2 separate regions of the Homo sapiens genome follow, and region 1 is linked to region 2. A link is an interaction called in ENCODE POLR2A ChIA-PET data of the cell type or tissue named here. Cell type or tissue: MCF 10A. All regions are shown on one strand. Links, peaks and the distances in the headings refer to the core of each region. The heading gives the core; the rest is flanking DNA.

What was found. Peaks named below come from ENCODE experiments on the same cell type or tissue, not always from the same donor. Only the 100,000 strongest peaks of a DNase experiment are listed, where the experiment ranks them.
Region 1: POLR2A ChIA-PET joins it to region 2 with 5 read pairs; 2 of 35 experiments call an interaction of 5 or more read pairs at or near these places.

What each region holds. Positions count from the first base shown.
Region 1 is chr1:76,638,073-76,643,464 of GRCh38, reverse strand. No RefSeq gene overlaps it. Among named protein-coding and RNA genes, the nearest start is that of LINC02567, 140 kb to the left of the region's middle. In MCF 10A, for the core only: no CTCF peak of the experiment used is centred there; a DNase peak (open chromatin) is centred at 3,164.
Region 2 is chr1:76,726,352-76,731,743 of GRCh38, reverse strand. No RefSeq gene overlaps it. Among named protein-coding and RNA genes, the nearest start is that of LINC02567, 50 kb to the left of the region's middle. In MCF 10A, for the core only: no CTCF peak of the experiment used is centred there; no DNase peak of the experiment used is centred there.

The DNA.
Region 1 (5,392 bases), core at 308-5,307, 88 kb after region 2:
TTGTAGAAACTGTGGTATAATTTTAAGCTGCTAAATTTGTGATAGTTTATTACACAGCAATAGATAACTAATAAAGATGGCTACTTTTTCTTTTGTGGTTTTATGGCATTTCTGTACATATTTCTATCATACCACTTCTCATATCCTATTCTCCATTATGTAGATGACTCCCAAGTTTAAATGTTTAAGATAAACCTATCTTTTGAGCTTTATAAGTAAATCAATGTCCTATAAGTGTCTCAAGTTGACCATGTCTAAAAATTAACTCATCTCCAACTGTTTCTTCTACTATGTTTTCTCTATCAGATAGTAGTAGCAATGTCTGCCCAGCAATTCAAGCCAAAAACATATGAATTGTCCTTAGTTTCTTTCCCTTTTCTACGATCCTTCGAAGCAGCCTATCAAATATAATACTCCTTTGTTTAAAACCTTTCCATACTTCTGCTGCACTGCTCTTATAATAAAGTTAAAACTCCATATTACAGCCTGTAAGACTTGGGTGATCTGATCTCGATTTTAAATTGCTTATTTATCTCTAACCACCCCACCTTCCACCTCTCACCTCGGTGGTTTTCCTCTGTGTTAGCCCATTTTTGCATTGCCATAAAATTACCTGAGACTGGGTAATTTATGAAGAAAAGAGGTTTAATTGGCTCACAGTTCTGCAGGCTGTACAGGAAGCATGGTGACAGCATCTGCTCAGCTTCAGTGGAGGCCTCAGGGAGCTTTTACTCCTGGTGGAAGGTGAAGCAGGAGCACACATGTCACATGGCCAGAGCAAGAGCAAGAGAGAGAGATGGCGGGAGAGGGGAAGGTGCCACACAATTAAACAGCCGGATCTCATGAGGACTCAGTCTCTATTGTGAGGGCAGCACCAGGCCATGAGGGATCTTCCCCCAGGTCCCAAACTTCTCCCACCAGTCCCCACCTCTAACACCAACATATTTCATCATGAGATCTGGAGGGGCCATCCAAACTATATCATCCTCCAACCAGTCATACTAAACTTCTTTCAAATTCTGGAACTTGTCATGCCTTCTTTCTTTATTATAACTCCCTGTATTATTCCATTCATAGTCCATGCTTGGCCTTTTTCACATCCCTTTTGCTCTATTCATTTCCACTCATTATGCTGATCTCAGTTTAAATTAACTTTGCCAAGGAAGCCTATTTTAGCAATCTCGAGTTGTGTGCCTACCCAACGATGTTGGGTTGCCTGACTACTCAACCTCTTGTCTACGTTAAGACTTTCTCCATCAGACAGTATCCCCCAAACACTTGTATTTCTCCCATCCCAGCACTTATTCCATTGTTTAGAAATGCCTATTTAATTGTATCTCTCATTACACTGTAAATTCCACAAAAGCAGGAACTATGTTGGAATTTTTTGGCAGTGAATCCCTTATACCTAGAAGAATGTTCAGTTCTAATTTGTACTTCCTGTTCACTCTGGTGTTGAGTATCTTTTCATGTGCTTATTAGCTGTTTGTGCATCTTGTCTTGTGAAGTGCCTGTTCAAATTTTTTGTGCACTTTTAATTGAGGTGTTTGTCTTCTAATTGTTGAGTTTTAATATCTATCTATCCGTTTATCTATCTATTATCTATCTATCTATGTATCATCTATCTATCTGATATGAACCCTTCATCTCCTATGTGTATTGCAAACTTTTTCCAGTCTGTGGCTGGGCCTTATCATTTTCTTAATAGTCTCTTTCAAAAAGGATTTTAAAAATTTGATAAACTCTCATTTGTTAATATTTTTCTTTCATGATTTTTGCTTTTTGTGTTCTAGGAAATCTTTGCCTAACCCAAATCATGAAGATTTTATCCTTTGTTTTCTTATAGGTTCATCTTTTCTGTTTAGGTAAATTATCCATTTCATATTAATTTTTCATTTTTCTTTTCATACAGATTCCAGTTTTTTCAGCAACACATGTCAAAAGACTATTTTTTTCTCATTGAATTATTTTGTTATTGCTATAAAAAATCAGTTAAAGTAAAAATCAATCAAATATGGATCTATTTCTGGACTGTAGGTTACAGAAGTGACAGGAGCTCATGAGATCACCTAGGTGAGAAATTCAGCTAATATATAAAGAAGTTGACTCATTAGGAAAGAATAGTAGACTTCAGCAGAAATTGAAAAGAGACATGGAAGGGTACTGCTTTATGATCTTGCAACTAGCCATCTTTTCTTTCCTTTACTCTTCTTGCCTACCTAGAGTAAATCACCTACTATGTAAGACAATAATTTTTTTTTCTGGGACTTAATAGATAACTTCCAGGAAGACATGACTAGATTATTTGGAACATGCAATCTATGTAATAAAATAAAAGAGTGTGGTTCCTATGTTACATTTTCTCTGGACAACAGGTAAAAGTTGAGACAGGTGCATATTATGATTTTTGCTTTCACAGTCTGTTTCTTGGCCCTGCTGAAGTCTCCAATTAGATGCATATAGCTATCATTACATTAGAAAATTTTCATTCAAGCACTCTAGATAAGTATACATGAAACTGTCATAAGAAAAAGCATAATCAGCATAATTCACATTCATGGTAACTCCTAAAGCTGAGAGTGAATGCATATCAAGAATAATAATACAAGACTAATTGATTTACATGGATAAAAGGGATAAAATGGATCCATATTTACACCTACATTGGTTTCACATCATATGCTATTTGAATTCACAGCTCACTTTAAAATGTCTTTGAAAGGTGCTATTTGTTCAATGAATACATTTAAAAATAGTACTAGAGCCTTGTCTGAACCCTGTAGCCCCCTAGCAGATTCCAGACAAGATAGGAGAATTCTCAGCATTTTACTATGCTATGAAAGTTCTCATTTCATTTGTCAAAAATAAGCCCTATATTTTCAAACAAATATTGCTCTTCTACAAGACACTGCTGTCATGGGATCCTTATGTTGTGTTAGATAAAAGCGTCTTTATGTCTTGGCACTGTCTTCTGTATTAACCATTTCTATAAGGCATTGCTAATAGCAGTTCAAAATGAACTTCCTGAAATCCAGCATGTACTGTGCCATCCTGAGAGTCTAAGTCACCCTATAGGTACATTTGAACACTACTTGTGCATATAATGCAATGACAATTTTAATATCTGAATCATTGTGTCCTTATACTTCTGCTTCTGTATTACATGTAACATTGTCTGTTTGCATCACTTTTGTGGCCATTACCTTGTTCTGAGTCATCTTGTGGTTATTTGGAAGTTTTGTTTTTTTAAAAAAATTCTTCAGTAAACTGCATAAGTATGAATACTGCATTCTACTCATCTCTGTATTCTCCAAAGCTTTAATGAAGTACCATTAATTTGATTATATTTAATGTATATTTGTTGAGATGATATTTTTGCCTAGCTATCAATAAAGACCAGGACTAATTCCTTAGATATATACAAATCATATTATCAACCTTTCATTCTAGTTACGTTGCCAGGAACACAATTAAGCTCATGAACTATCCAATTCTCAGTAATGAGAAGACAGGTTTGACAGTGTGGGATGATTAAAATGCTTAATGTTCAATTAGCCTTCTTGGATTAAGTCTAGTAAAGGAAAAGGTAGGTAATTTAAAGTTGTATTATGGAGAATATTATTTTACAAAAATCTTAAGAGGGCAATTTGAAAAAGACATTGATTGCTCTAAACTTAAAATATCCAAGGCATCATTTTGAAACTACAAAGACCAGATAAAAGGGTTATAAATATACTGAAAGGGAATGGTACAGACAAGAAAACTGAAAAATGCAACAAAACTCGATATGAAGAATTTATTTAATCTAGCAGAAATAGGAAAAGGTGGACAATATAAATGACTCCTAAATCTACAGTGACAACCATTATCATAAATTACCAACATGAGAAATGCTATAATACTAAATGTAATTTTCTTGAGTCATTACATTTCAAATACATATCACATAGAAAGTATATAAAAATATGGATGTATAAAATGTGAATGAATTTTTCGCACTGAGAAGCAAAGGAACTTACACCTTTTTGTGAGGTATTATGAGAATGAAATCATGATTGGCAGTAGTAGAGCTGGGGGCTGGTGCGGGGAGGTTGTCAAGGAGAGAAGGAGTGTATGTGTGTGTGTGTGTATATACCTACTGTTAATTGAATGCACTTCCAGAACTTGGGAACCAGTTCTGAATATGAACTAGGTGAAATCTGCCATCATCAGAAATAACCTTTTTAAGAGATGGCTTCTGAATATGTTGCTGCCAAGACAAGGGTAAACATTTTAGTGTATTTTTTTCAGAGCTTCAGTGTGAAACCTGGCCTTTGTGCATAAAAGTTGCATCCTATTTCATAGAACGTGTACTTTGAAAGGGACCTAATTGGTCATTGAGTTCAACTAGATACATAAACACATGAATTAGTGAAAAGTGGGGTGATCTATCTGCAAATAACACAATTTCATTCATCCTAAAAATCCACACTCTAATTTTAGACTCTTCTAAATGCTCTCCTGAGATAAAATCTGAAATCTTATTCATTGGCTCTATTATGTCGAATAGAATCATAGAGTTTAAAACTAATTTTGCACCTGCATTAATGCCTTTTAAGTATTTGAATTTTGTTCTCTCTAAAACATTCTATTAATCTGGCTAAGTGTTTCCAACTCCTGGTGTGATATAATTTCTAGTTTCCACATGATCCTGGTTGCTCTCAACCTGTTTCCTCTTTTTTGAAAGAATTCTCAATTGTCTGTTTCTTTATATTGTGGTGACTTCTGCTGCAATAGAAAAATGGGCAAAGTATAGGAAGAGCTTATTCGTGTAAGAAGAGATGTTAGTTTCCTATAAATATGCAAAATTTTAAATTTCCATAGTAATCAATTAAATGCTAACTAAAAGAAGATAACCTTGTTTTTCATACATGAAGTCGGCAAGGTTGAAGAACCCCATCATTTTTGGCAAGGGTTCAGGGAAGCAGGCACTACTGTATGCTGATGCAATAAAAGAAAAAAATAATCAGAGAAATGTTCAAAAATTCATTAACAAAACTGTTTAGCATATAAGAAAAGTGACTGGGAGAAATCGTTAAATAGCTTAGGGCACAATGTAGCTACTGAATATTAGGATAATTTAATGACTTTGAGAAAATGCTTGTAATTCCTTATTAAGAAGACACAGCAGGCTATAAAACAACATTATATATGTATTTTTATCAATAATATCTATAGAAAAACACCGAATGAACCCTGGGAAGTGCAATAATAGGTATCATACCTTTCCATCTTCAATGTTTCTGACAATGAAAATATATTATCTGTCCAATCAGACATTGAATAAAAACAAGTTTTGCTGGGCGCGGTGGCTCACGCCTGTAATCCCAACACTTTGGGAGGGTGAGGTGGA
Region 2 (5,392 bases), core at 279-5,278:
AGAACCTTGGATTTTTAAACCAGCTTTGTTGAATCAACCATAAAGTATCATTCACTGAGCTCTGAAGAAGCATAGAGCAAACGCAGAGAATTAAGACTATACCCAAGGCAGCATATATTACCTGACATATGAAAATGGAGCTCTTAAAAAAATTAGTGTTTTTATTTTACAGTATAGCACTGAGATCATTGGCTGCTCAAATTCTATTTTGAACTCTCAATGTCACATCTTTTGTGTTTCCAAAAATGTAAGTTTTAAATTCCTAATATCATCTCCTCCCATCCCATGAACAATCTGATTAACTAAGTCTGCAATAATTAATCGATTGATTAACCAGAAAGACATTGCATACATATTACATACCAGATTCTTTTCTATGCTCCGATCATGTGTTAGGTATTGTGTACTAGAGACAAAATGGTAAGTACCTGGCTTTCTGGCTTAAGTGGGTCAGACAAAGCTTTAATTGTATAAGCTCCATAACTGTGGCAGGTAGGCCCCCGACAAAGGTGTGCCTAGGTGCTGAAATAGAGGAGAAGAGTGGTACCTAATCTCCCTGGGAGTGGGGAGAGCGTGTCAGGAAAAGCTTCTGTTCTGTTTCATGAAGTTTTTCTTTAATGGAGATTACCTGACATGGATGATCTGATCATTCAACAGTGAATTTCACAGGGCAAGAGCAAGGGCCCTTTTCATTGAGTCCTCTGACCTGACAATTTAATGAGGCTGTGAGGGTGTTAGGCATGCCTTTAGGGACTCAGCCTTGTTTCTCTGCAACACCTCACCAACACCTACCTCCCCCCAGCTCTGCAATCTTCAAAGTCTGGAATAGAGAGAATTGGTTACAGCAGGCAGAGAAGTAATTTAATTAGGTGATCTCTGAAATACTAGGGAAAAAAAATACACACAAGTAGGAACCAATGGAGTTGAAGAAATTTCAGCTTAAGAGGCAATCAGAGGAAGGGAGAGTTCTGATGACAGCAAGGTTTCATCCTGGGTTACCTGATGATGGCAAATAGTCTTAAGAGCTAGGGAATCACAGGAGAAGGAAGAGGAGAAGGTTATAATAGAATATTATCCTATTTTAATAGGATATATTTTAAAATAAGAACTACCTTTTTTTTTTACGGACTATAAGTAGCAATTTGTCTTTTGTCCAATGTTTTCACAATTTTTTTCAGTTTCCAAACAAAATGGATACTGTCAAACATGTTTTAGTACTACTTAAACACACTTGGTACAGAGTAAATTTAAACATTGATTAGAAAGACAGTGCAATTCCAGTCTATGCACAGCTCCAGGCAAGTTCTGTCAATTGTTAGCTAATGATTTCCAACAATTTATCAATCTTTTTTTATGTTGCTATAGACACATGCTGAAAAAGTGACAGAGATTAAAAGTGTGGTGGCTGCCTACCAATATTTAGCATGCTCTCCTTGACCACCTTGGTGGGATGGGCCTCCTCGAAATAGCCTTTTAGCCATCCTCTGTTGGGTACTCATAATACACCTGCCACATCATACAGTGCAAAGATCATGTCTGGAAAAACAATTCCAGTTTGGAATGCATGGTAAAATGTCTGAACTCTGGGCTCTTAAAACAGTTAAAAATGTCACTATGCTCACTCTGTGCTGTGTCAGAAATTATGCCAGCCAACATGATTCTGGATAGCTATCCCGACCTAACACAGAAATAAAAAATTACCTATAGCTATTAAATGGAAGCATCAGCATAAGAATTTAGATAATCACAGTTTGTATGAAAATGGATGCTTCCAAAGCTTTCAAAAGCTTTGCTCTATGATGCAGCCAATATCTTTCTCAAAATTTTGTTTATACATTTCATTGTTCTAGAAGCACACTACTTTATCTCTGTTAGTACAAAGTTAAATTGCAGGCCATTTCTCAATTTGATGTTAGTGACTTCATTTTCAACAAATGCTTATCAAGGGTCTGCTTTGTGTTCAGCACTATTTTGGGCCTAAGAGATAAAGCATAAACTGTAAGCCTAAATTTCTGACCTCATGGGGCTTTCATTTATTTTGGTGTATGTGGATGGTGAGATACAAGAGTTACTATAATAACACATTTTTATATCACTAAGTATTGTAAAAAATACTAAATGCGAAGTTTAGAATAGGGAATGCCTGGGGAAATGGAGGTTGCTTCAGTTAGAGCATCAGGAAAGGTCTCTGAGTTGATGTAAGTATCGAAGATCAAAATGAATACAGCAAGACAGTCAGACTAACATTTGGGAAGCAGAGGACTCTAGGCAGTGGGTAGAACATCTGTAAAGACCTGAGACATAATAGAAAATGATGTATTCAAGGGACAGAAAAGAAGCCTATATGGCTAGAATGAGTAAGTGAGAGAGAAAGAGGAGGAGATGAGGTCAGCAACAGACTAAGCCTCTCCTAAGACCCTAGCAATGGAGAGGCAGTGGTGGCTGATGTAATTTAATGTATACATTAAACATTGCTCTAGCTGCAGTGTGGAGCATGGAATTTGGGAGACAAAAAAAAAAAGAAACGGGAAAATAATTAGGAGCTTGTGTGATAGCCTAAGCAAGAGCTGACTGAAGCTTTAGCAGTTGGAGACGGTTGGGTTGAACTATGCATTGATAGCTGAGTCTACAGTACTTGCTGAAAGACTGAATAAAATATATGTAAAAAAGAAAAAAAATTAAGGATGACAGTGTTGGGTTTTTGGTTTGAACTTCCTGAGTGGTGCCATTTACTGAGATGGGGAAACACTGGGAAAATAACAAGTTTGGGGGGTAAAACACAAGAACATATTTGAATACATTAAATTTGAGGTAGATTTTTAGGCATCCAAATAGAGGCATCTCACAGGTAGTCATAATTGTATGTCTGTAGCTCATGACAGTGTTAGGATTGGAGATGTTGATTTGGAAGTCATGAATAATGGAGACAACGGGTCAGCAGATTGACTATTCCTATAAGATCAAAGGAGAGTTAGGTTGAGAGGACCAGAGTAGGAGGTGTGGATGGTGGAAGGAATATTCAGAGAGTAGGGTAATTGAGAGTTTGTGTTTGTTATTGGTGAAAATGATGCCTAAGTTAGGAGCATGGGAGGGAGATGCTGAGGAGGAGGGTGGAGGATATGTTAGGGAATTGCTATTGATCCTTCTGGGGGATATTACAGTCACTCAGAATAATGGCAGGAAAAGAGGTGGATATGAAGACAGAGGCTAAGATTCTATAGCCACCACGGTTGAGGAGCAGGGACCTGGTTGTTGATAGATAGCAGCAACCAAGAAGGATGGGAGGTACCAAATTTGATGACTTACACTTTAAAGGGTCTAGGAGAAAGAAGGATAATTGGCTTGAGACCAACAAAGTGGACTAAGCAAGATATAACCCACCTCTACTGCCAAGATACAGGCCAAGGGAAGATAGAGGAGGAAATGCCGCAATTTTAGGAGAGTTGCTAGGAAAGCAGTGTTTTCAGGGGAAATCCTGGTTCCCGTTAGAGCATTAGAATCCTACAGGGAACTCGTTAAAACACATTGCTGGGCCCCATCCCCAGAGTTTACGATTTGGTAGACCTGGGATAGGCCTAAGAATTTGCATTTCTAACAAATTCCCAGGTGATGCTGATGCTGCTGGTCCACAGACCATACTCTAAGAAATCAGTGCCTTAGAGCCAGAAGTTTCAGAGAAGAGGTTGAGGGCATGAGGAGATTGCTATAACAAAATGAATGGTAGAGGGCAGTCTGGAAGTTTTGGGAGAACAGGGAGGGATGCGACAATGAAATAAAATGATGGGCTTGGCTATCGAATGGTGCCTGAAGAAACTCGAGATGTGAGGTCTCCTGGGATCAGTCCTCATTGTCTCTGGAAAGAAAGTAATCAGTGGAAATTTTCTGGTTCAGTCACTAGGCAGCTCTTTACTTCTATCACTTGGAATGGTGTAGGCCTGGAGGAAGGCCAAGGGGCTCTGCAGGGCAGCTCTCCATCCAGGGCAGTTCCATGAGTGTGGAGGCTGTGGAGGGGCAGCTTACTAGGAATGGGACATGTGACCTTCAGGCCACTGCTCTCTCTCCTGCAAAAACAGGCTGACTCAGCAGTAGGGCAAGCCTGGAGGATGAGAACTGGGCCTGTGAGGACATGTGGCTTCAGGTACTGGGTCACTTGGAGCTTGGGTGATTTTAAAACAAGTTAGGTCAAAAGATACTGAGCCCCTCTTTTGCATAATTAATAGTGGTGGGCACTGTTGTGTGGCAGGGTAGGTTTGTGTTCATTAGTACCTCAAAATCCCAGAGGAACAAGCAGAAGAGAAGCTTGTTTAATCGGGACTCTACTGCCAATCACTTGAAGTTATTATTTTCAGGCACAACTGCATTCAGATGTTCAAACTCTGTCATCTTGTCTCCTTCCCATGAAGTCTCTCTCTTTCTCAATGATTTCGGCTGTGTTGGCTTCATTTCCAGAAAGGATGTCTTTTTCTGGTGGCAACAACAGTACCAAGCTTACATCTTACCACTCAGAAAACCCAGTGGAAAGAAGCCTTCTCTTTCCCAATAGTCCCATGTAATTTGGGGTGACGCACCAAACCTTGAACCAATCACTGTAGCCAGAGAGACAGGTGCTCTGGTTTGACCTGGTTTATGTCAGTCGTGTGCCCTGGAAAAGGAGGGGATATCTAGGTGTTGTTTATCTGCTGCACCTGAGCCACAGAGGAAATGACTTCCTAAGCAGAGGAAATTGGTTTCCTAAAAGAAATTTTTACGTTATAATAAAAAAAGATAGCAACAATAATGTTTATTAAAAAATAATATTCATAAGTCATGGTGCCAAGTGCTAAATAATATGCATTATTTTATTTAATTTTCACAAAGCCTGATGAGGACCATACTATTATTATTCCTGCTTTACTCAAGCACTGAGAGTTTAAGTCACTCCATGGCTGCATGGCTTTTGAGTGGCAGGGTAGGACCTGGAGGGAAACCTGAGCGTGGAGCAAGAACAAAGTGCCACCTGGGGACAGGGGCGTGGGAAAGAAGCTCTGATCCAGGGGCCGACAAGAGCCATATTGAGGTCCAAGAAAGGAGTGGGGCCAACAGTTGAGGCAGGAGAGAGGGAGGCAGTGCCAGAAAGGGAGGCCTTCCGGGGTGGGAAGAGACTGTCAAAAACAAAGCACTCTCAGACCCAGGAAATTTCAAATAAGTGACGATGGACTTAATGAGGCTTTACTGTGCTAAGCTGTTGCTGTCACGATCACTTACTCCCTCCACAAACAAGTTAAAGCTGAGCTGGCACAAATGTTGAAGGAGACAGAATTTGAGTCACATGCCTTATGGGTAGCTCATTGTCATGTTTGTGGAGCAATCATACATTTCCCATCTGCTTTCTGATTTCACTTTGTGAATCTGG